Linked DNA regions of Mus musculus: region 2 is linked to region 1. Evidence: chromatin loops called from intact Hi-C (ENCODE). Cell type or tissue: heart. All regions are shown on one strand. Links, peaks and the distances in the headings refer to the core of each region. The heading gives the core; the rest is flanking DNA. Region 1 overlaps Rapgef5 (Rap guanine nucleotide exchange factor (GEF) 5). Region 2 has its middle 13 kb from the start of Gm31482.

Evidence for each region. Hi-C counts contacts between places; a loop is a spot of excess contacts. Peaks named below come from ENCODE experiments on the same cell type or tissue, not always from the same donor. Only the 100,000 strongest peaks of a DNase experiment are listed, where the experiment ranks them.
Region 2: a loop joins it to region 1, with 2.1 times the contacts of the local background. A loop is called at or near these places in 2 of 42 quality-filtered maps.

What each region holds. Positions count from the first base shown.
Region 1 is chr12:117,746,589-117,758,520 of GRCm38, forward strand. Rapgef5 (Rap guanine nucleotide exchange factor (GEF) 5) reads left to right here. Exons shown (of 26, transcript NM_001373989.1): 24 at 1,798-1,862; 25 at 6,834-6,888; 26 at 9,375-11,932. The coding sequence ends at 9,493. Among named protein-coding and RNA genes, the nearest start is that of Cdca7l, 91 kb to the right of the region's middle. In heart, for the core only: a CTCF peak has its summit at 9,689; DNase peaks (open chromatin) are centred at 5,093 and 9,603; H3K4me3 peaks cover 608 bases; H3K27ac peaks cover 2,937 bases.
Region 2 is chr12:117,446,829-117,458,760 of GRCm38, forward strand. No RefSeq gene overlaps it. Among named protein-coding and RNA genes, the nearest start is that of Gm31482, 13 kb to the right of the region's middle. In heart, for the core only: a CTCF peak has its summit at 4,807 (motif pointing right); a DNase peak (open chromatin) is centred at 3,553.

The DNA of each region.
Region 1 (11,932 bases), core at 2,067-10,066:
CATGAACGATAGTAAGAGATTGTGTAATTAATTGTATAATTACAATCCCGTAAGTGGCAGTTTACAGAACTCTACCTAAAGGACAAAAAGCTCATGTCACTACATCAAGCCATACTGTATGCACGGCACACCTTGGCGGCAGTGTATCACAGGGCATGTGGCCTTTTCGAAGGCTGTGGGGGCACAAGCCCAGAGTTTTGTAGGCAGGTTTCCTCAGCACTTGTCTAAGCAGCTTTGACTAAATCTGCGCTTCTGTTTCTGGTGGGTTTGGTCTGTTGTTGGTAACAGCAGGGATATTTACATGTCCCTTACGCTGAATGGTTTGCACTGTGATCCTTGTCTGTGTGATCAGTGCTGAGGTTCCATTGTATACTGTCTCGTCCATTTTTGTATGCCAGGAGTTCTCAGAGCCTTAGATGCTGCATAGTGTGTCTCATCCCCAATCTTTAACTCTGAGCTCTTTCCTACAAAAGGAGTTTCTTCTCAGCGTCTTCAGCCACTTCTGTGGGCTGTGGGTAATAGTGGGTAAGACTCAGGCCCTCAACACTGAACTCAGGCTCAGCCACTGAACTGGACCCCAGTTCCTTAGTTACTTTAAATCTAGTGAGTCTCAAACCAAAGTTAACTTTCACTTTTTCCTGTTCTAGCACATCAGCGATGCTGTCTGTCCACTGTTGCAGTAAATCTCTCCAACCTAATTATGCCCCAGCAATGAAAACACAACACAATTAATATAATTACATGCTGTGCACCTAGATCGGGCAGATCTGCTGCTACACTACCATCTTCCACATCTATGAGACCCCCTTAGAACTTGCAGTTTCCCCAGGTCTGCTGCTGCTGCTGCTGCTGCTTCTTCTTCTTCTTCTTCTTCTTCTTCTTCTTCTTCTTCTTCTTCTTCTTCTTCTTCTTCTTCTTCTGCTTCTGCTTCTGCTTCTGCTTCTGCTTCTGCTTCTGCTTCTGCTTCTGCTTCTTCTGCTTCTTCTGCTTCTTCTGCTTCTTCTGCTTCTGCTTCTTCTGCTTCTTCTGCTTCTTCTGCTTCTGCTTCTTCTGCTTCTTCTTCCTTCTTCCTTCTTCCTCTGAGTCCTCTCCCTCTTCCATTTCCTCCTACTTCTCTCTCCTACCTTCTCTTTTATCTACCCAATCATCAGCTCTCCTTTATTTTATAAATTAAGGTGGGAAGCAGGTTTACAGGAAATCACCTGAGTGCTGACTCTTTGTTTGCAGCCACTCACCAGAGAAGAGAATTAACTTCAAATATAACTAGCCCCAGGCTATCCACAACAGTCCACCAGTTAAATGGGGCCAACATCCTGCCCTTTTCCTTACTTCTGATACACAGACTTTTTCATTTTTTCATGTTTTTAATGTAAACTTGAAAATCTGAATCTTAACTGTTTTGACGAAAGCAAGTCCCATTTGTATTAGCTGGCGCGGATTTTTTAAAAAGCAAATATAACAAATATTAAGTCCCTGTTGCTTATGAATATTCATTTATTTTCTGCTCAGTATTTTGACCTAAAAACCTAATGGACCAGTTAAGTTACAAACTAGCATTAGCTTCAATCATGTAGGCTAAAACCAACTTTAAGTGCAAAATATTTAAGGAAGTCTATTCTGCCCACTTAATTTTTATATCAGATGTTATACAGTTTTAGCTTCAAGTTGCCTTGTCAAATATGTGGCATAGTTTCAAAATGCTTAAGCAAAAACATGATAAATTGCATGGTTGCAACAACAACGCTGTTGTTTCATGATGTCTTCCTAATAGTACATTATCTTGTTTTTACCTTTCAGATGTAACGTTTATTCATGAAGGAAATAAAACATTCTTGGATAATCTCGTCAATTTTGAAAAGCTGGTATGTAAATTTCATTATGTTTCCCTTCTTCTCTCTGTAAAGGAAACACGCTTGTCTCTTCAGCTCTAGGAAGCAAACGGTCTGAGTATCTCTCTCTGTTGTACACAGAGTAACTCCCAGGGTCTCTTTGGGCATATGGAACAGTGCCATCACGATGCTTGCAAGATTCTGAGAATCTGATTCTTTTAAATAGCATTTCATTAGCTTAGCACCAGTGACTGTGTAAACACAGAACCGGGCATAAAAGCTGATGTCAGGAGTAGTCCCCACTTGTGAGAGTTCGGTTACTTCAAAAGCATCTCTTGATGCCCCAATGTAAACCACTTCGAGACAGTGAGCAACAAACTCCTCCCAGTGGACCTATTGTCTCCTAGTACACCAAGCTCAGATATGCACCTGAGATTTGTGGGTTCTACAAGTGAAGGGAAAGGCTGCCTCCTTATTGATCTCTGATCCTGGACCTCCCTGCTGATTATATGAATTCCTGAGCAGCTTCTCCCAAGTCTCCCTTCTAGGACAGTCGCAGTCCTCAGTGGGTTCCTCAGACCTTCTGCTCTGTCCTTGAGCCAAAAAGAAGCTGCCTACAGAACTGAGTGGGACCGAGTGGGTGCCCCACAGCAGTGCTCCAGAGAGACAGCTCAGGGACCAGATGAAGGCACCTGTCTGACAGATGACCTTTAGTGTCACAGATGAAATGTTACATCGTGGTCAGAGGTGACCCCAGCCAGCACTCCCCTCTAGGAACCTGACCTTTGAGTGACCTTTTCAATGATGATAATGGGCTATATGAACTCTTTCGGGAGCCATCCAAGCTCCCTGTGAGACTCAAGTCAGGCTTCAGAGAAGGTCATTTGAGGCTGAGGCCCCTGACCATATTCTGTATGGAATTATTTGAAGAATAGCTCAGACTGAAGTCTCCAAATGGTGTCTGGTGTCTGACACCTTAGCACTTACAACTCTGTTCTAGTCAGTCACAAGACCTCCAGGACACAAGGGCTTAGACCCACAGGAAGAGTAGACCTAGCTCCCCCACAACAACTCAGAGCCCAGCCCAAAACAGACATCCTCCAGCCGCTCTCTATAGCAGCCCTTAGCAACCCTGAAGATGTTGGCTTCATGACTGGTTATTCTAGGAAGTCAAGATGCAGAAGTGTTTTGTTCCTAAAACATTTCTCTCTGCCCTGGGTATCTCAGAATCAGAGCTCAGTTGTTTCCCATGCTATTGAGAAGCCAGCATGGTCAGAGGTGGGAATGTGAGCCACTGTCATCTTGCATTGCACTACTCTGTGATACCCCAAGGATCCCAGTATACCTGTTAGCAGCCAAAGGCCTCAATCACTAGAGTTGTCAGTCTGAGCAAGTTCATCTCCAGTGTGTGGCATCTATAAACAATCACAGGGAACCTTTTGGTCACTATTTACTCTGCCTCCTGTTGATGAGTCTGTTTCATATCGCCAGAAGACCTTTCAGGGCATGTGTGAGGATGTGAGATATTCTGTATCAGCTTGCATGGATCCCCTCTGACGCAGTGGGGACACAGGACAGAAACTGTACTCCTTATAAACGATCGCCTTTTACCAGCAGATGAGGAGTAGGCCTTTACCCTGAAGCAAACAGTGGCCTGGCTACTGTCTCTTCTCATCTAATGCCACACCAGTGAAAGAATGGAAAGAATTCTACCCAGGCTAAAATGGAGAGAGTCACAGGGAGCTTTAAGCACTCTCCACCCTCTTGTCCACATCGTTGCCTGTGGTCCTTAACTTTTTCCTCCAGCAATTCATCAGAGCCCAACAGAAGGGACTGACATAAGGTATAAATGCAGACTCTACTGTCTGTAAGAAAGTTTAAAAGCCCAGAAGCTGAGCATGAGTCTCTAATCCCAGCACTCAGATAGCTGAGGCAGGAGGATTGCCACAGGCTCAAGATCAGCCTGAGGTACATAGTGAGTTCCAGGACAGCCTAGGCTACAGTAGAAGATACTACCTTAAACAAAGTTAGCAGCTTTCTTGACCACCAGACAGCTACCAGTGGCACATCATTGTGTGCATGTGTGTGTATGTTTGTTCATGTGTGTGTATTCATCTGTGTGTTTGTGTACATGTGTGTATGTCTATGTGTGTGTGTGCATGTGTTTATGTGTGTGTGTGTACATGTGTGTATGTCTATGTGTCTGTGTGTGCATGTGTGTGTCTATGTGTGTGTATCTGTGTGTACATGTGTGTATGTCTATGTGTCTGTGTGTGCATGTGTGTGTATCTGTGTGTACGTGTGTGCCTATGTGTCCGTGTTCCTTGCTCTTTTGTTTTCCACATTATTCCCTTGAGAGAGGGTCTCTCACTGGACCTGGATCTAAGCTGACAGTCAGCCATCCCCAGCCATCCTCCTGTCCCTGCTCCCCAGTGCTGAGCTTACAGGGACACACAACCATGGCAAACTTTTTAGGCACCATACCATTCTCCCAGCCCTGGTATACCAATAAAGAGATGAAGGTGTGGTAATGGTGGCCTGGTCCTTACAGCAACCAGCATTCCAAGCGCAGCACGCCTTGAGTTGACCTATCTATGCGGAAAACACAGAAGCAGTTAGGTTTTTCAGAAAGACAAAAATCAATTTTATATCATACTTGGGCCAGTGTTCCACTCAGGCGTTGGAACGTCCTCACAGAGACGGTATTCTCAGAAAATGTCACTCAGCCGAGGACGGACGAACGAGGTTTCACTGAAGCTCTAGCAGGATCATCTTTCACAGTAATGAACCAATGGGACCTAAGTGAATTAGCTTATGAGGAGCCAATTCCTCATGGTGGATGTTAATTTAAGCCAGTCAGCAGATAACTCAGGGTGTTATCTTTATCTGGCTGACACAGGCCAGCGCATTAAATCAGGACCACATGCAGATCAAAGTGCTCATTGAATGCAATAAGATTCGCATTGTTCCCTGGGCTAAGTTCCTTGCTGCCTCAGCAACTCTAAATGTTTCCACCTCAAACTATGAAATGTTGAAGGAGCAAAGGGGTCTCTCCCTTTCTTTTCATCCCCCAATATTATGAGCAGGATCTTTTACCGAGTCCGCCTCCCTCCCTGTCAGAAAACCCGGAGATGAGAATCAGGACTCAGATTTCAGTGCTGCGCACAGCATTGAGCCTTACCTCAGCTCCAGCCTTTCAGGAGCTGTACAAATGGCACAGGATAGGAATCAGCGTGACGCCAGAGCCTGTAACAATGGAAAAATCTGTCCTGGGAATTGGGGTAGAATTTGGGGAAGGAAATGGAACAATCGTTCACACAGACGTGAGTCAGGTCCCATTTCCTTTGCAAATTCCGCCTGGAGTGCTGCCGTAATCATTACCCCTGCTGAGTCCTCTACTCTGGAGAAGCGTCGAATTAGCCCATCTGCAGGCAGGATAATTTAATCAGACTCTCGATTCACGTACTGCCTCTGTCTTTCCGCTGGACTGTAAGTGAGAAGATTTGAGCGTTAGCGTTATTCTTTTAGTGATAATTTACTGACCGTTTGTCATCTGCGGATGCTTCAGTGTCTGGCCTGTGCAGGCAGGCTATGATGATGGTGCTCGGAGGACCAGATAATGAATGTTAATCCTCGAATAATGGGATATCCGGGGTTTGATATGAAACAAAGTGAGGGGTTTCTGTCCTCCTCCAAGGGAATAGGACCAACTGTGACAAGGACATTTAGGGCGCCTTCTGGCAGATGTGTAGGAGGAGCTGTCCAGAGTGGAGGTTGGTTTCTTCCAAAACCATTATGGAGAAGTAAATGGAGCAGAGTGAGCTAAAGGCTGATTGTAGGGACACAGTGTGAGAGGTATGGACCCTGCTGCACCCACGTCTGAGCGTGTAGGTCTGTCACCCCAGCTACTCAGGAGGCTGAGGCAGGAAGAGCGCAAGTTCTAGGCCAACCTGGGCAAGCAGGTGGGACACTCGATAGAAATTTTAAAAATGAAAAGGGTCTGGGGCTGTAGTGGCTCGGTGGGTGGTAGAACACTTCCTTGTCTAATATGCATAAGACCTAAGCATGGTCTCCCCGCCCCCCACCCCAAAGATGCACATTTCAGATAACCTTTGTATGGAGATCAGGAGGAGCTAAAGGAAAGAAACTAAAGTTAGAAAACTAAAGCCAGTGAGGAAATGTGAGTTAGAAACAGAACAGTCCTTGGTCCTGTGAAGGCTCAGTGACCCAGTGTAGGGGAATGCCAGGGCAGGGAGGCAAGAGTGGGTGGGTGAGTGGTGGAACACCCTCATAGAAGCAGGGGGAGGGGGAGGACCAGGAAATGGGATAACATTTGAAATGTAAATAAAGAAAATATCTAACAATAACAATAATATTAATATTAAAAAGAAACAGAACAGCCTTTGTAAAATGCTGATGAATTCACTCTGCTTTCGCGAATACCTCACTTCCTGCTGTTGTTGGAGCCCTCGAGTCCACAGAACCATCCGGCCTCCACTCAGGACATGGAAGTGGCTCAGTTGGTAGAGTTGCCAGCTGAGCACTCCAGAGTCCCTGGGTTTGATCCCTGCCCTGTAGAAACTGGGGCAGTAGCACAAATGTGAGCCTGTGCCCTGAGTGTGCACAGCCCTCTCGTGGTGCCTGATTAGGAGGAAGGCAAAAGTCCCAGAAATGACAGTAACCCAGAGTGTGCTGTACTCTAGGAACACCTCACCTGCAGAGGAAACACAGGCAACATGTGGATGGGAAACTGGGGGCCCCAAAGATAGCATGCTCTCCTGTGGCTCAGAATACCTTGACTATTCGGGAGGCACTCTTCTTGCAGTCACAAAATCAATAGTCTTGAATAATTCACACTGCATACAATCAATTAAAGTCATGTCCAGCTCCAAGTTGAGCTCTTTGCTTTATACCCAGAGGGATTAGACTATTACCCATCCCAGGCAGGTTCTGTGGCATCAGTAAGTGACCCTTCTGTTTCTGTGCTCCCCCTCTGTCTTTCAGCACATGATTGCAGACACTGTCCGAACCCTGAGACACTGCAGGACTAACCAGTTTGGTGAGTAGTTGGACTTGGGGCGCAATGGCTTTGAAGTGATGTTGACTGTAAACATTTAAGGAGTACTTGGTGGACCCAAACTTCGACTTCTACTACCCAGCCCCTCAGATTTACTTCTGAGTTTAGCCCCTGCTTCTAGTTTTCTTGTTTGGATAGGAATACAGTTCCTTAGGTTCCTGAAATATCCTTCCATTGTGTCCTTCCCTTCAACTCAAATGTCCTATCTACAGCTGAGCTGTCCTGCCTGCCAGCTGAGAAAGTATGTTTTTCTTAGCAGTTCTATAGAGTCCTCTCTGAGACATATACAAGGATATTCTTCCCATTTTGAATCTCAGGTGTATCTACCCTGCCTTTAAATGGAGTTAGCATTTGCAGGAAGGGAGGAAATTCCCTTTACTGAGTTGCAGGAGCTTTCACCCAAACCACTGAAGTCCTGCCTTGGTCCTAGTAGCTAGGCATCCTTAATCCTGTACGTGCTGAGCCCAGAACCAAGGCTCAGAGAGGCTACTCACCCTTTCCTAGTCCATTGCTTTGCCCTGTGCTGACTGTATACATAGAAATAGTAATTAAGAGAGAGGGGGAAGGGGGGAGGGCTAGAGAGATATCTCCTTTGGAAGTTAAGAGTGCTTGCTACACTTGTAAAAACCAGGGTTCAGTTCTCAGCAACCATGTGACAGCTCACAGCCCTCCACGTCCAGGGGATTTGACACCCCGTCTTATGTCTGAAGGCTCCTCCGTGCATACAGAGGACATACATACACTTAGGCTCACATGAAATAAAATAAAGAAATAAAGCTCAATGATTACAAATCAAAGATGAGCAACCTGGTGTTAAGTAGAACTTAAGTAATACATCTTTGTTGCATCTAAAAAATGTATATAGAGAATCAGAGCCTCTCCCACCAAAGAAAGTACTCCTAACTGTTTGGTATGCATTCTTTAAATGCTTTTTTGATAGTGCTCTGCCCATAGCTATCTATAGTATCCAATTAGGGGCTGAACCTCCTATATGTGTTATAAAGTAGAAAATGAGAATTACAAAATACAGAACCTGATAATATAAATATTCATTTTATTTAATACCACTTGGTAAATCTTATGTAAATTTCCATTGAGTCCTCAAGTACAATGCAGTCATAATAGAAAGGGTGATACTGTTGCCACAAAGAATCCTTCAGATGTGTTATTGACAAGTATTTGGCCATATTTCTCTCATCAGTCTTTGCTTCCAAAGAGATCACCAGATATTCAGCTAATTCTAAAGCCACCATTCTGATCCATCAATGGTCTGTTCCCAGTATGGGGAGGAGGGTCCTACTGGCTTGGCTTGAACCTACCACTCACCGGAAAGACTGCACAGCCCAAAACAAAAGAGAAACTTAGCTGTCCACGGTGTATATTCTTAACTTGGATTGTAACTAAATTATCTGCCTTGCTTTTAACCATTTCTTTCGATGAGCCTCATTAGCCAACGTCAATGTGTGGGATAAAAGAAGAAAATGTCACTCAAAACAGTTATGTCCTATGAAGTGCTGCACAAGGGTCGGCTGCGATTGCCAGGACTGTTCATCATGATGTCTTTCGAATGCTTGCTAATGACAAACTTATCTGTATAGCCAGCTAGTATTTACCAAACTAAAAGCACTTTTATAATGTCTTCCAGAAAAGTATTCTAGAACAATAGTCTATCAGTCATGGTTAAAATTCTGAGCTTCCAGTGTTTACTGCTGAGACCAGGAAGTCCAAGAGTTACAAGCTAGCTATGACAGATGCCCCTTGAATTATTTTTCTTGTTAAATATGTTCTTCATAGAAGAGGGAGAAACTGCTTTTCCCAGAAATGCCGCTGGGCCCGCTTCCTGTAAGACTCTGTGAACCCAGTCCTTATGAAAGCTGTCCCTAGCATGGCATGACCGTAGTCTCTTATGGCCTTTGGCTTTTTATCTTCTTGGATTGCTTTATCCTCCTGGGTACACTGTAGCCCACATGCATACTTAGAGAAACTGCTTTTTCTACACCCATTCCTAAGAATCTATTCTATGGTATATGTTCCTTCTTTTTCCTCTAAATAATTAGGACACAGAAGTGTACTAGATCGAAAATAAAAATAAACAGATGAGTAAATGATTTAGTAAGCTATTGTGCTCAGAGGCTAATGTCTCACAATCTCAAGCTGATGTAATACATTAAACCAGGGCATGGGAACTTTGGCTCAGGAACCATCGGAGCCTGGTTTCGAATCCTGGCTCTGACATTTACTTATGTGACTTTGGAGTTTCCTCATCTGTAAAGGGATAACAGTGTGGCTTCTGAATAGTCTCTCCAGTAAATATGAGTCAGCCTGCATGAGCTGAGCTGCAGTTGTTTATCTTGAGACAAGGGAGAGCCATTCTAGAGCTAACGTACTCTAAACCATCATTACTGCATTTAAGAGTAACACCTCTGCTCCTATGACACTCATTGTCCATTTTCCCTCTGAAAAAATAGGAAGTGACGTGTCTCCAAAGGAGCAGCAAGAGCTGAAGTCCTATGTCAACCACCTGTATGTCATCGACAGCCAGCAAGCCCTGTTCGAGCTCTCTCACAGGCTGGAGCCTCGAGCCTGAGCTGTGCCAATGCATCTGCCCTGCATCTGCAACTCTTAGAGCAAGCAAAGGCCTCCGTTCAGCATGTTGCTTCCTGTAATAAAAGAGGTTGCTGAGTTTTATCAGCATACCATGAGACAAGTGCAGGAAAGCCAGCCAAAGCACGTTCAGGAAGTGATGTCAGCCACCAGAGGCGAGAGAGCTCCCCCCACTGCTGTCAGGGAGAAGACAGGAGTCAGAGCATCCTTGGAACAGGGTCTTCCTTATGATGACGATTTCATTCCAGTCCAAGTTTCAGCTTATGAGGTGCCAGCATTAGGAGGTGATTGCTCATATAGCAAGAAGGACTGTCACTCTGCCTGGTCACCTTACTGCTGATTGGCTGTCTGCTCACCTTATTGCCAATTGGCTGTTAAGAGACTGTGGACAGCAAGGGCAACTCCAGATGTTCCAGAAAGAGGAGAGGCCTCTGTTGCTATAAACTTAACATCACCCTGGAGGGCATGTCCTTCTGTGCAAATAAGAAATGCGCGGCACACACTTCTTTGCATCCACAATCATTTGCCAATGTATATGCAGATGAACTAGTTTCTGTACCACTGATGTACTTCTGTAAGCAAGGTAGACTGGGTTTCTCATCCAATAAGGAGCTTGGCATTGTTCAGTTTCTATGAACTGTCTTTACATATATTGTTGTTGTTGCTGAGTGCAGTTTTCAGAAAAACACAGGACCTGGATCGTGAGCGCTCAGTGTTAGTTTACTGGGGTGACAGAATTTCCAGTGTCTGCATTCTGGTATCTGATGGAGTCTTGGTGTCTGACATTACTCCTCCAAGTTCCCTGCCTACAGGATGCAGAACATCAACCCATGAGGGAGGGTGAGTGAAGCCAAGTATATGAAGCTTAACAGTTAGCCTGCTAGACTCAGTAATTGAAAAGTATCCAGAGATGCCTAAAGTCTTACTTACTTGGGGAGTCAGAGCCCCGTAGTCTACTTCCCAAGCAAAGCCAGAGTCTTTCTGCAATTTGCCTTTTACCTTCCTATTCTTTGTTTTTATAAATTGGGCCTCATATACCAAATAAGACCTCTTGGAATTCTCAAGGACTGGTTTGAGGATCTCCCTGAATCTTCAAATGAGCTTGTGGTTTAAAAAAAAAAAAAAATGCCTGCTCTCCCATGATCTAGATACTAGTTCCTTCACTGTGTGCAAGTTCCCATCTGAGTATTTTGTCTGTGCATTTGCAATCTTGAGTATGGGTATGCTGTTCACAGCCTTGGGAGTTGGTTGGGGGTGGGGGTCAGGGAGGGGAGCTGTGTCCACACAGATCTGCTTCCTACTCTCTTTGCCACCTGGTCCATTCTCATTACCAAGGTCTGAGCTATGCCTGTTGCCACCTGATTTCCTGAGAGCTATGCTGTTCCCTGGTTTTGGGACCAGTGAGCTTGAAACACTGCTAGAAGGAACCATATGGGAAAATCTTGGTAGAGCTTTCAGAGAGATTGCATCTGACCTAGCATGTAAAATTTCAGCCCTAGAAACTTAACAGGGGTTTATAGAAACACCCCCAACTGAGGGTGATTCACTCAGAAAATGATTTACACGTCTGAGGGCCGGTGTATGAGACCAGAGCTACAGAACCAGGGAGAACAGGCTGTCCTGACGTGTGGACAAGCACAACCTCTGAGGATAGCACACACTTATAGCACAAATACGAATGTCTTCCCTCCAAGCTAGCAACTGGACTGGGCTAGTGTATCATACCAGGCCATTTTGACATTGTCTGTGTTCTGCGAGTATTAACGTTAGCTCTACATTGTTTCAAGCAGAGCTTTACCTTGAGAACTCATTGTAGATGGAGATCTGTTTCAGTAGAACACTGTCTAGGCTCTAGCTCAGCTGGGCTACACTGGCCACACCTGCATCATGCTTGACACACTTAGAGAATCCTGCAGGACATGAATGGGAATAGCCCTAGAGAGCATGGGGCAAGGCTGCCTCTCCCTCCAAAGCAAAAGTCAGATGGGATTGTTTGCCCATCCTGTCTCCAGCATATCTAAAAATCTCTAAATCCTTCTCAACTTTAACACCTGGTTCTAGGGATTTCTCAGGCAGCAGATTTAGGAACTTCAGAAGCTTCGCAGAGTCTTAAATCTCAAATTAAAGAAAAGTTCAGACTGGTCAGACCCTGTTTCCACAGGAAGCTCTTCCTAAGGAAGCCAAGCCCTGTATATATACCCACAGGAGTCAGCACTTCCAGGCATGGGATGACCCAGTTCCTTCTCCAAAGCCTCCAAGGGTTCCCAGACCCAGTGCTACTGTGTTGGAAGAGTGGACCAGAAGATGTGTAAAGTTCCTTCCAGTTCTCCTTTGGATTCTTGTGATTTCATGAATCTCCATCCCCTCCCTAGATCTTGTATAATTGGCACCTTCTTGGCCTCTTTCTGTTGACAACACAGCC
Region 2 (11,932 bases), core at 1,607-9,606, 300 kb before region 1:
AGCTTCTAGAGTGCTAGGATTAGAGATGTAAGACTCCCAACCTGGCGAGAGTCTTTTAAATAACTACCTGGCTGTTCTGCTCAACGAAGTGTGAATACTGTCATCCAATGGGCCTTTAAATTATTCTTTATCTCACATACAGCCTCATTTTTTAAATGATGCCTCATTCTGAGTGACAGCCATACTGCAGAACCATTTACAACTGACCATTAGCTGCTGTTGTGACCTGCCTCTGTGTTTAAAATGTCCACAAGGGATCTCTCAGCCCACACTTCATAAATAAAAACCAAGCGGGGGAAATGGAACTATTTATTCATTGATTGGTTTTTGAAAAGTCCTCCAGTTATAGCTTTTCCAGTTCATCAAGGGGAAAGAAGCTTCACTGATGATGAGTGGTTGTTTCATTCCACCCCAACAGAGTGAAATCAGGAGAGTGACGCCATTTCCCGAAAGCCACGCCCCTTCCTCTGTACCCCTCCCTCTTTTACCCTCTGCTGCTTTGGTTCCTTGGCCCTAGGAATCGGGAGTTGGGGGGGGGGGGGGAGCTACAGGCTGAAACTGGTGCCCTGCACTTGCAGCAGGGAGGCTGGAGCACTTCAGCTTCCACAGAGGTGGAGAGGTCACACAAAGCAACGTTCAAAGGCTGAGGGCCGGAAGCCAGCCTCATGCTGGGAGGTGCCCAGAAAGATGCAGGTGCTTCCCTCTTTGCGCCTGAGCAGCGGACTCTGAGGGACGCCAGCTGGAGGGGACAAGGAAGGGCATTTATAGTTTCCTTTGCCGCTGGCTCCTTCAAGCACCTCACACGGCACCAGGAGACGAGATGAGAGAGGGGTTGACACAGCTTGAAGAGTTCAGATATCAGTGGCCTGACCTGAAAGCACAATGGGGTTCGATGCGATCTTGCAGACAAGAGTCTTTGTCCTTGTATGGCTCAACTCTGCTGTTTTCCCAAGAGAACCTGTGCTGCTGCACTTGAAAACAATATGGAAAGATTTAGAAACTCCTTCAGCCCTGACCAGATATTCTCAAACTAGTTAGCCCCACCATCCAGGCGTCTGAGATGAACCTGTGCAGCAGAAACAAGGGCCCCTTTCTCCTCTCTGCTTTGGATCATGGGTCTCAAGCTCGACCAGTACAGTCGTCATTGTGGCTCCCTTGTACCGTGATCCCATCCAACCCGCAGGAAACGCACACCTTACAGGGCAGGCTGTACAATTGCTGGCTTAGTGGGAGCTGTCGTCATGTCCCAGCTCTCGTCTAATAGCTCAGGACCGTGAGTTTCCTGACCGTTTTTACATGGCCGTACTGTGTGCATAGCATAGCTCATCCACACCAAGTTCCTAGGTGAAACTCTTAAGTCTCCAGGGGGAAACCTACGTTTGGAAGGGTTTCGCTTGCTAGCTGGCAGCAAGCCTGAGATCAAAACTTGTTATTCAGAGTCAGAAGTAAAATTCCCGTGAGAGGCACAATCCACCCTATTGTTCTGCCTGGGGTCCTTGTGTCTCCTGTTGCCACGGTCTGCTAAGGCAGCCTCCAGGCTGATGGGACATTTTGTCTGTGGGCTTCCTCAGGATGGGTGGGTGTGATTCCCAAAGACACCTCCCTAAAAATAGAAGAGATTGCATATTTCATTTTACCCCCCCCCCTCTCCTTTTCTCCCCGTGCCAAAGTAGGCACAATAAGGGCACACAGGTAGGGTAACGGTAGAACCAGATCAGCAAAGACATTAATTGCCAGTTTTCACTGGGCCCTGCCCAGCCATGACTCACAGTGCGGAGAATGAGATAGGTGAATGAAATCACGAGTAAAAGGAGGATGTGACTACTCCTAAAGTATGGGGATATTTATTGTAGATAAAAGGGAGAAAGCAGGCAGAGGGAAGAAGAGTCCAGGCTGAACACGGCCAAGGGACCAAACCAGACGACGAGAAGAAAGGCAGAAAGGGAGAGAAAGAGAGTGGACCTGGACCTCAGTAAGAGGTGGCCCGGCCCAGGCCAAAATAGTTGAGTTATGTAGGTATCAGGCTGGGGCAAGGGAAACAGAAGCCCAGGCCCTGGGAGGGAGAGGTTTAGGGTAGGAAGTGGGGTGAGAAGTGTTGGGAGGAGCCACAAGTACCAAAGATACTGGGAAAGCTTGAATGTAAATAAATTATTCTTATTATAAATGTAAATGGTGAATTAATCTGGGGGCTGTATTTATTCACCTCATGCTAATCCCCAGTAACGTCCCAGGGGAAACAAGATTTATTTAAAATAAATAAATTTTATTTACCGTATTATCTGAGCAGTCAAATGATGTGCCTTAAATGTCTACCAATCTGGCTACCTCCCAGCCCCTTCCCACAATACCTGTATATTATTATTGATTTGCTTCTCTTGGACCCCTGTAAGACTCCGGGGAGCCTTAGCTTACCAGGGCCCAACCTGTGGTCTGAGAAATGCTAAGTAGCCCCTCCCTTCTGGATGGGTGAGTGTTTCATGACCTTCCCAAAGTTCTTGAGCTGACCTTTTCACCCCTTCTTCATGGCTCCAATTCCTCCATCTTTCTCACCCATCTGAATCTCCCTCTTTCCTTCCTCTTGCTAGTGGAACATCCCACTCTATTCTCTCTTCTGCCCACCCATTGGGTGGTCAGCATTTATTGATGAGGAAAAGAATAAGTGGTAAGAACAGTTTATACAAACTTGAGACAGGAGATTCTTTTTGTGTGTGTGTGCCTTTTTTTTTAAATTGGATATTTTCTTTATTTACATTTCAAAGGTTATCCCCTTCCCCAGTTTCCTCCCTCCTGGAAACCCCCATCCCATCCTCCCTTCCACCTACCCACCCACTCCCACCCCCCTGTCATCATTCCCTTATACTGGGGCATCTTTCGAGCCTTCATAGGATCAAGGACCTTTCCTCCCATTGATGCCTGACAAGGGCATCCTCTGCTACATATGCAGCTGGAACCATGTGTACTCTTGGGTTGATGGCTTAGTCTCTGAGAGCTCTAGGAGGTCTGGTTGGTTGATAGAGAGACAGGAGATTCTTGATATAAGCATTACAGTGCCAAGTCTGGATTGAAACTAGATATGATGGCAGAGAAATCAGCATTTGAATAACGCAAGGGTAAACTTTATAGTGTACAAAACAGGCCTTCGCTGGGAGGGACTACAGGTACTGAGGGATGCTGGGAGAGTTGAGAGGGGCCACAAGTACTGTGTTATATTGGAAGAGCTTGGAGGGGCTACAGGTAGTGAGACATGCTGGAAGAGCTGGCCATCGTGTTTGGTATGTTAATAGAAATCTCAGTCATTTGTCCCCAGCTCCTGAGACCTAGCACTAGGTACAGTTGACCTCAGGCACTACAGCCCTCTACTCCCACTGTAGTTACTGGGTGGGAGCCTCCAGGCTGCTGCCCTAGCCACCTCCCTGAACTGCAGGGCCTTCTGTTAGCATCCAGGCCTCTGCAGGGGCAGCATCCTATCCTCTGAGAGAGTAAACAGCCCCAGGGAAGCCTCCTTATCAGCAGGGTGTGGAAAGCACCTTTGTTTTCTTGCCTCCTTGAATTGGCAGCTGTGTGCTGTGTAAACAAGCCTGCTTGCTTAGGTCACTTGTCCCTAGGAAATCCTGGTTCCAACTCAGAGTCTATCACCTCTGGGGCAGGAAAGAAGGGTTTGGGAGCAACTTTCTCTGCTGCCACCTTTCCACCCGCATGGTTGGACTTGGCACTATTACTTTCTTTCTGTTTGTTCACCCCTTCATCTTTATTTATTCATTCAAAAAACATAATTGAGGACATTTACCCAGGAAAAGTCGCCTGAGGATGAGGGTCAGGAACACAGAATTCTGAAGTCAGGCTCCTTGGCCTCACATCTAAGGTTAAGGCAGTCTAGAACACAGGACTGTCTTGAATCACACAGGTCTTCCCCATCTCATTTTTCTTACCAGGAAATGAGGTATTTAGAAGTTAATAGAACTGCAATAGTTAAGCAATGCCCTGCACATACAGTAATTGCACATAAATCAGGAATAGCAGATCCTGCTCTCAGGAAAAATTCAGGCTGTGAGAAAAGAGTATGAACAATGGTGGCACAAGCTCATGGGCTGTGGCTAAACTGGTGGGCTGTGGCTAAGCTGGTGGGCTGTGGCTAAGCTGGTGGGCTGTGGCCGGATAAATTAGAGCATAACAAAACTAGTAAGAGTGTTACGGGGAGCTCACCAGAGAAGACCACTCAGAAATAGTCTTAGCCGATTGAAAGTCCTTATTCCTGTGGGCTGGGACTACTACTTAGGTATTCAGGACCCCCAAAACACACATCCTGTTATCTTGCAGCTACAGGGGGTGGCTTTGCCCAAGTGAGCAGCTTAACAGAAGCTAAGATAAACAGTTAGCTGGAAGGGGAGGTTTGCAGGAACAGGTAGTTTAACAGAAGCCAGGATAATTATCTGAGGCATCTTGATCTTGGGGTCCTAGAATAGAATAGTTGGGCAATTTTCCACGGAATTCTCCATCAAGGAGAACAAGTTCTAGTTAATCCTAAAATGGCTTCAACAATAATATGAGTTGGAGGAAACTCTACATTGTCTTGCCGTATCATAAAACTATTTACAGGATTCACATTCTACGATTAATACATTTGAAACTGATCCTTTTCTATGAGCCAACATATTTTTAATTGAGGACATACTCTCTCTTCATGTGCTGAATTGTTTAATAAGCGCTGAGTAAGTAAGGCTGACTAAAGGCTTTAATTTTTTAAAAATTATTTCTGTGCATGTGAACCTGTATGTAAATCTCTTACATGCAATGCCAATGGAGGCCAAAAGAGGGCGCCAGATCCACTAGACCTGGAGTTATTAGTGGTTGTGGGGTGTTGGAAACTAAACCCTGATCTGCGACGACAACAGTCATCCTGCTGTTATGTTCTGAGCCCTGAAGGCTTTTCTTATTTCTCATGTTTTCACATTGAAGCATGCCACTAACTTCTGCCAAAAATTTTTGTAGGGCATGTCTTTTGTTTCCAAGCAGAGCCTCTTTATTCAATACACATTTTATGAGGTACAACTTGTCAAATGATTTCCATTTATCATGTGTATGCTTCCCTGAAGTCCAGTGTGAGATTTCAGGCCCTTTCAATGATACTTACCTTTCAGCACAGAATATAAAGCAACTCAATTAAAACAGAGGGCCCTCACCAAATTCTTTCTGGAAATCAAGGCATTACAGTACCCACGGTTAAATTCATCTATCTCTCCCATTGAATTGATAGAGGTGATTTTAGTTTGTTTTCTGTATGCTTTTTATAATTGTAATTCGTTAAAAAAAAACTTATTCAGTCTGAAGTCTTTTGTATTCTGTCTTTTGATTAATTAAGATATTCCAACTAATTTTCACCAAAATGCAAGTAATTCTGAAGGGACTATTCCAACATAATTTGAGTGTATTATAGGATATGTTAGTGTGTATGTGTGTAGAAGGACTATTCCTGCTTTTTTGATGACTGATTTTGTTTCAAGGCAAGCCATTGTGTAATTAATATAAAATCTGACATGAGAATTTTGTGCTTAAATTATTTTGTTTTTATCTAGACATATTTGTAATTTTTTCCTACAATGGCAGTCACTATTTCCTTGAGTAGCATATCACGGTGGTTTGGGCACAGTTAAAAATTCTGTGTTCTACAAGCATTTCCAAGTATGCCCCGTAGCTTCCTTAATTTAGCAAGAACTCTGTTTTCCCACAAATCTGAGCTTCCCTCACCATTGGTGCTTCTATTATTACCAAAAAGCGCATGTTATCATCTGCTTTGATCTTTGGTTCTGAATTTAGGATTACATTCTGAGAAGCATCAGGTCATTGTTTTGGGATCAATTCCACCCAGTATTATTTTGATAGCATGAATCATATGGAAAAACTTCAAACGTCAATGTAACTACTCCATTTTCTATTTCAAATATCTGAGGATTCATGATGCTTAAATTTTTGTCAGTTCAGCACAAAGTAGTCACCTTGCAAGAGGAGCTGCCAGCGAAGGAACAGCTTTCACTGGGCTGGCCTGAAGGCAAGTCTGTGGGTCATCTTTTTGATTAATAGTTGGCGTAGGACGGCCCAGAACATTGCCCAGAACAGGTGGTCCCAGAATGCTTAAGAAAACAAACTGGTCAGGCAGTGCTGGCACATGCCTTTAATCCCAGCACTTGGAGGCAGAGGCAGATGGATTTCTGAGTTGGAGGTCAGCCTGGTCTACAGAGTAAGTTCCAGGACAGCCAGGGCTACCCAGGGAAACCCTGTCTCGAAAAACAAAACAAACAAACAAAAACAAAAACAAAACCCTGAAAACTGAGCAAGCCACAGAGATCAAGCCAGTAAGCAGTGTTCCCTTTTGGTCTCTGCTTCAGGCCTGTTTCCAAGTCCCTCTGTGAGGGACTGTGAGAGGGGAGTAGAAGGCATAGGAGCAGATGGATAACCTATTAGAAGCCCTGACTTTCACAAGTTCATTTCAGCCAATAGTCTTATCCCAGCAACAGAAAACAAACTAGAACAGGACTCTAATATAAAAAAAGTTCTTGCATCTCTTTGGCAGCCCTTCTTTTGCTAGTATAGGCAACACATGCAAAACTCTATCCTTCATTTTGTGTATGTAAAGATCGGAATTCAAAATGAATGTTATTAATTAGAAGAACTGATTTCTGACTCAACTGAGAAGTCAGGTACAGTGTGGTGTGTAAACTCACCTTCAGCAGCTGCTCTTGTAAAATTCTTTGAGATACCATCTTCTTAAAATTATTTATTTATTTATTTTGTAGCGGTTGACATGTCTTAAGAAGTGTACCTGGTTGCCATGTGCCCACTGATGTAACCAGGTCCCTCTATGGTGAATTGTAAATAGTTGTATAAGCTGTGTATTCAACTTTCTTGATATGTAGAAACCCAGTACTTAAACAGTATTTTTTCCCACTTTATCTTATTTTACACATACGGATGTTTTGAAGACATGTGTGCCCATGTACCACTTACTTGTATGCTCCATGGTTTTGGAAGCTAGAAGAGGGCATAAGATCCCCCTAGAACTGGAGTTACACATAGGTGTGAGCTATCATGTGGGTGTTGGGATTGGACCTGTGTCCCTTGGAAGAACCACCATTGCTCTTAACCATTGAGCGATCTCTCCAGCCCCTGTTCATTCATAATATGAATGTTTTGTTTTATTCAGTTCTGCCGGAATATTTCTTGCTAAAGAAAGGTACCAGGTAGTATGATAAGCAGTGTCACATTTTAAATGAAAGGCTACACCGGGGCATCCAGGTTACTCATTTCTCGAGCTGAGCAGGGCTGACCAGTCTGTCACCATCCCTCACCACTGACTTATTTCAGATTATGTTAGCTACTGTGCCTTGGTGGCCTTGCACATCTTTAAGGCCACTACACTTGCCAAAACACAATTGGCTGTCAAATCAAGTTCAACAGCAGAAGTGATGGCATGGAGTCTGCCTCTTGCCACTCTCAGGAGGGGTTAGAGGCTCAGTTAGCAGCACGATAAGGATATCCACCATATATTCCAGTTTTCCTCCACAGAAGCTTAGGAAGAGGCTAGTTATTGCTGGGCATCTCTTAGAATCAAGTGCATGTTCAGTTGAAACCTTCCATTCCATGGGCCTTTAGATTGCAAAGCAGACCACAGTAGAAGCAAAGAGTACAAAGTGGACAAACCTACTCATTTTGCTGCACACATCACTAACATTATCCTATATAAAAATAAAAGGTGCTAACCATAAATTTGGAGGAGCAGGGTACATGGTCTTACTGGCTGAGAGAAGTAAGTATGCCATTTATTTCTCAGGAAGAGTGTCCAACAGCAAGGGAAGAAGGTTGCGTGGAGGTTTCTTAGGATAGGAAATCCCTGTGCAGATTCTTAAAAGATAAGTAAGGAAGATGGTTCCATCAGTAAAGTGCTTGCTATGCCGTTATAAGGAACTGAATTCAGTCCCAGCACATAAAAGCCTACGGTATGACAGCATGTACTTGTAACACCAGCACGTGAGGAGGTAGAAATAGGAAGATCAGGGCCACTGAGGTTTGCTGCCTAGCAAGTCTAGCCAAAATGGTAACCTCCAGTTCAGTGAGAGACTCAGCCTCAAAAAAACAAAACAAATACAAATACAAAAACAAAATAAAAAAAAACTGTGGAGAGTGAATAAGGGGGGACACCCAGTTTTGACTTCTGACCTCTACTTACATACACATACCCATGCCCCAGCACACACACCTACACACAGATTCATGTATGCATACAAATACACACACACACAGAAGTGCACAATTGGCTAAAGATTGCTAGATGAAATCAAAAGTGCTATCCAGCAAAGTAAGTAATGAACAAAATGAAAAGCCACTTACATGATGGTGTGAAATATTTGCAAACCATGTGTCTGATAAGGGCTTGGTATCCAAAACCTGTAGTGAAAATTATACCTACAATTAATATCAAGAAAATACATGATCTCATTTTTAGATAGTCAAAGGAACAAAATAGGTATTTTTTTCCCAAAAAAAAGACCGACAGTAACTAATAGGTTTATGAGAAGGAGCTCAGTGCCTCCAGATAGGGAAATGCAGCAGACAGAGCTAAGGCCTCCAAATAATCACAATAAATATTATCAGAGAAGCGTAAGTTAGGGGTGTAGAAAAGAGCAGCCTTTGAACTATGTTGGTGGCAGGTACGTGGATTAGTACAGCAATTATGGAAAAGAGTACGTATTTTTCTCCAAATTATAAATAGAACTATCATATGATCAATCTAGCAAGTCCACTTCTAAGTGTATATATAATACACTAGAACTCAGTATGTCCAAGAGATGTCTGTGCTTCCATGTTACAGTATGTTGTATGATAGCCAGGATGCAGAATGCCCATCAACGCATACATAGGCATGGAGAACACACTATGTACATAGAGTACACTTCTATAGCTCCCTACAAAAGAAGGCAGTCCTGCAGTCCACGACAACACGGGTGAACCTAGAGGACGTTATGCTGAGTGAGATAAGCCAGTCACAGAAAGACAAATACCGTATGTTCTCACAGATTTGAAGAATCTAAAACAGTCACACCCGGGAACAGAGAATTCAGTGCCAGTTGCCAGAGGCTGGGAGAGAGGGAATGAGGAGGTATTGGCTAAAGATATTAACAGTCTTTCCTCATGCCAGCCCTTGAACAAGCCCCAGACATCTACTGCATGACTTACAAGATTCTAAAAAGCAGCTCACTCTAGCTGTTTTTCACATGCAGAAAATGAGGGGGAGAAGCCTTCTGGGGGTAATGAGTGTATCTGTGGCATAGATTCCGGCGAAGCCCCCACAGATGCATAGTCACCTCTAAACTCACCAAGCTGCATGTACTAAACACGCATCACATTTTGTATACCATTACACCCCAATAAAGTCACTTTTTAAAAAAATATGAAAGTATTAAGGGATCCCAATGGAGAACTCAGGGCAAAGACTGAAGGAGCTGAAGGGGTTTGCAATCCCATAGGAAGAACAACAATATCAACCAACCAGAACCCTCCCTTCCCCCCAGAGCTCCCAGGGACTAAACCACCAATCAAAGGGTACACATGGCTCCAGCTGGATATGTAGCAGAGGATGGCCTTATCAGGAGGGGAACCCCTTGGTCCTGTGTGAGGCAGGACTGGATGGATGGGTGGGGGAGCACTCTCATAGAAGCAGGGGGAGAGGGGAGGGGATAGAGGGTGTGTGGAGGGGAAACTGGGAAGGGGGACAATATTTGAAACGTAAATAAATAAAATAACCAATAAACAATGAAAAAATAATGCTCACAGCAGACACATAAGTCTTTTGTACAGGTGATTTAATCCTCTTTGAAACAGTGGATGAAGGATGCTGCTAGACATGGCTAGAGGCCAGGCTAATCTGCCCTGAGGATTACAGAATACCTGGTTCCCCACTGAAGCCTCCCTGGTGAGTGCAGCCTACATAGCCTCATTTCCCTGCCCTTTGCCCCGCATAGCTTTTCTGTGTGGCTAGGGCATGTAATTTGACTGTTTGACTGCTTGTTGTCTCCCACAAGGTTTTCATTGTCTTGCATGGTGCCTCTGGGCCATAAAGTAAAGCCTTAAGCTTCATCACAGAACAATATCGTTCCGAATTGCTTGATGTCGTCTAATTCGGTGGTTCCCAACCTTCCTAATGCTGTGACCCTTTAATACAGTCCCTCATGTTGTGGTGACCCCCAACCATAAGATTAACTTCATTGCTACTTCATAACTGTAATTCTGCTACTGTTGCGAATCTTAATGGGGATATTTTTTGGAAATAGAGCTTTGCCAAAGGGGCTGTGATCCACAGGTTTAGAACTGCTGCTCGGTGCTGAGCATTTGTGAAACAGTTTGGGAAAGATTTATGGGTGGAAAGGTGATAGATTTTGGATTGGACTTAATAGATTTTCTCTTTTCTCAAATGTTTAAAATTAGGAATTAACTTTGAAACTGCTTTAATGTTCCCTTTTGATATTCAGCTGCTTCCTTAGCTAGTGGGCCCCCATCCCCTCACTAACTCTCCCCCCTCTATTCCCCGCACTCACTCTCTCCCCCCTCTCTATCCCCTCACTCACTGTTTTTCAATGGCTTGCTGCTCCTGGTTTATAGCTGCTTCTTCTTACAATATAGCTGCACTTCCTGTCTCTCCTCCTGCTGCATGTAAGAGCCTCATTTTCTTACAGACATTCAGGGCTGAATGGGTCCAGTGGGCAGGTAGGAGTTCTTTCTTTAAGACTGATTGGCCATTCCCACGGGTATATTACAGTCTTAACCTTAGTTGATTAAATTCCCAGTGTTGGGAGATCCGGCCACATCTACATGAGAAGCCTGAAACTGTCAGTCTCTGGTGAACTGAAAGTAGAAATATTTAAAAGTGAATTCCTCACCCACAGAACCAGGCCCCCAGACTGAATTTTCCATTATTGCTCAAAATCCTGTTGGACAGCAGATATTAAATCAATTACCAAAATCTATAATGAAATTTTTGAGAGATGTCTTTTTCTCTCAACTGACTTATTATTCACTGTAGTATTAGCAAGATTTGCAAGGTCAAACTTTCCTCACAACACTTAACCAAAGGAGCATTTTTCCTTAGTTTCTGTGATGTCTAACGTGCCTGTAGGCTCTTCCAGGAGAGGGAATTCTGAGGCTTGGAACTTTGTCTAATTTAGAGAGGGCCTCAAACTGCAAAAATCCATAGACGCCTCCTTTAATTTCTTTATTGCTCCCCCATTTATATTATAATCATATTCTGAGATCTACCAATACTTGTTGCTCATCCTTACTATCCTGGATACTACACTTCCTCAAAACAGGGAGGAAGCAAAAGCTTATGGATGGCCTATACATCCCTCTGACTGGGAATGTGGAGAGCTTTGGTGAGGACACAGAGGGAAAGCCCTCATGGGGTCCATGTGGGATAGGTGGACCTGGCTTTGGAGGGGATGAGACCGGCCCTTGACTTTTGTATGCAATTGGCAGGAACCTGCCTGGGACATCAAAACTTCCTCTGGCTGCAGGTGTCCTGTCCCTCGGCCTAAGGAAGATGCAGACTTGTGGAAAGGCAGCTTCCCGTCGTCCCTTCCCTCCTTTCCTCTTCGTGGCAGGCTGTCTGCCAGACCTCTGGAGTGGTTATCTGAATTCTGCAGATCTTTGGAATGAGATCATTCAGGAAGCCGAATCCCTTTGATAAAAATATCTGCCTCCTTGGCCTTTTGTTCTGGTGGAGGACGACCCTCCTGCTTCTTCTTCCGTGGTTTGAACAGCTGCTGTGAGACAAATGCCAGCTGTGAGCTGCTGTGTGGATCCACACATCCTTCCCCAGCTGCCAGGACAGGGCATGTAGATGGATGTGTGCTCCAATGCCCACCCTGTAAGGTTCCGTGGCACA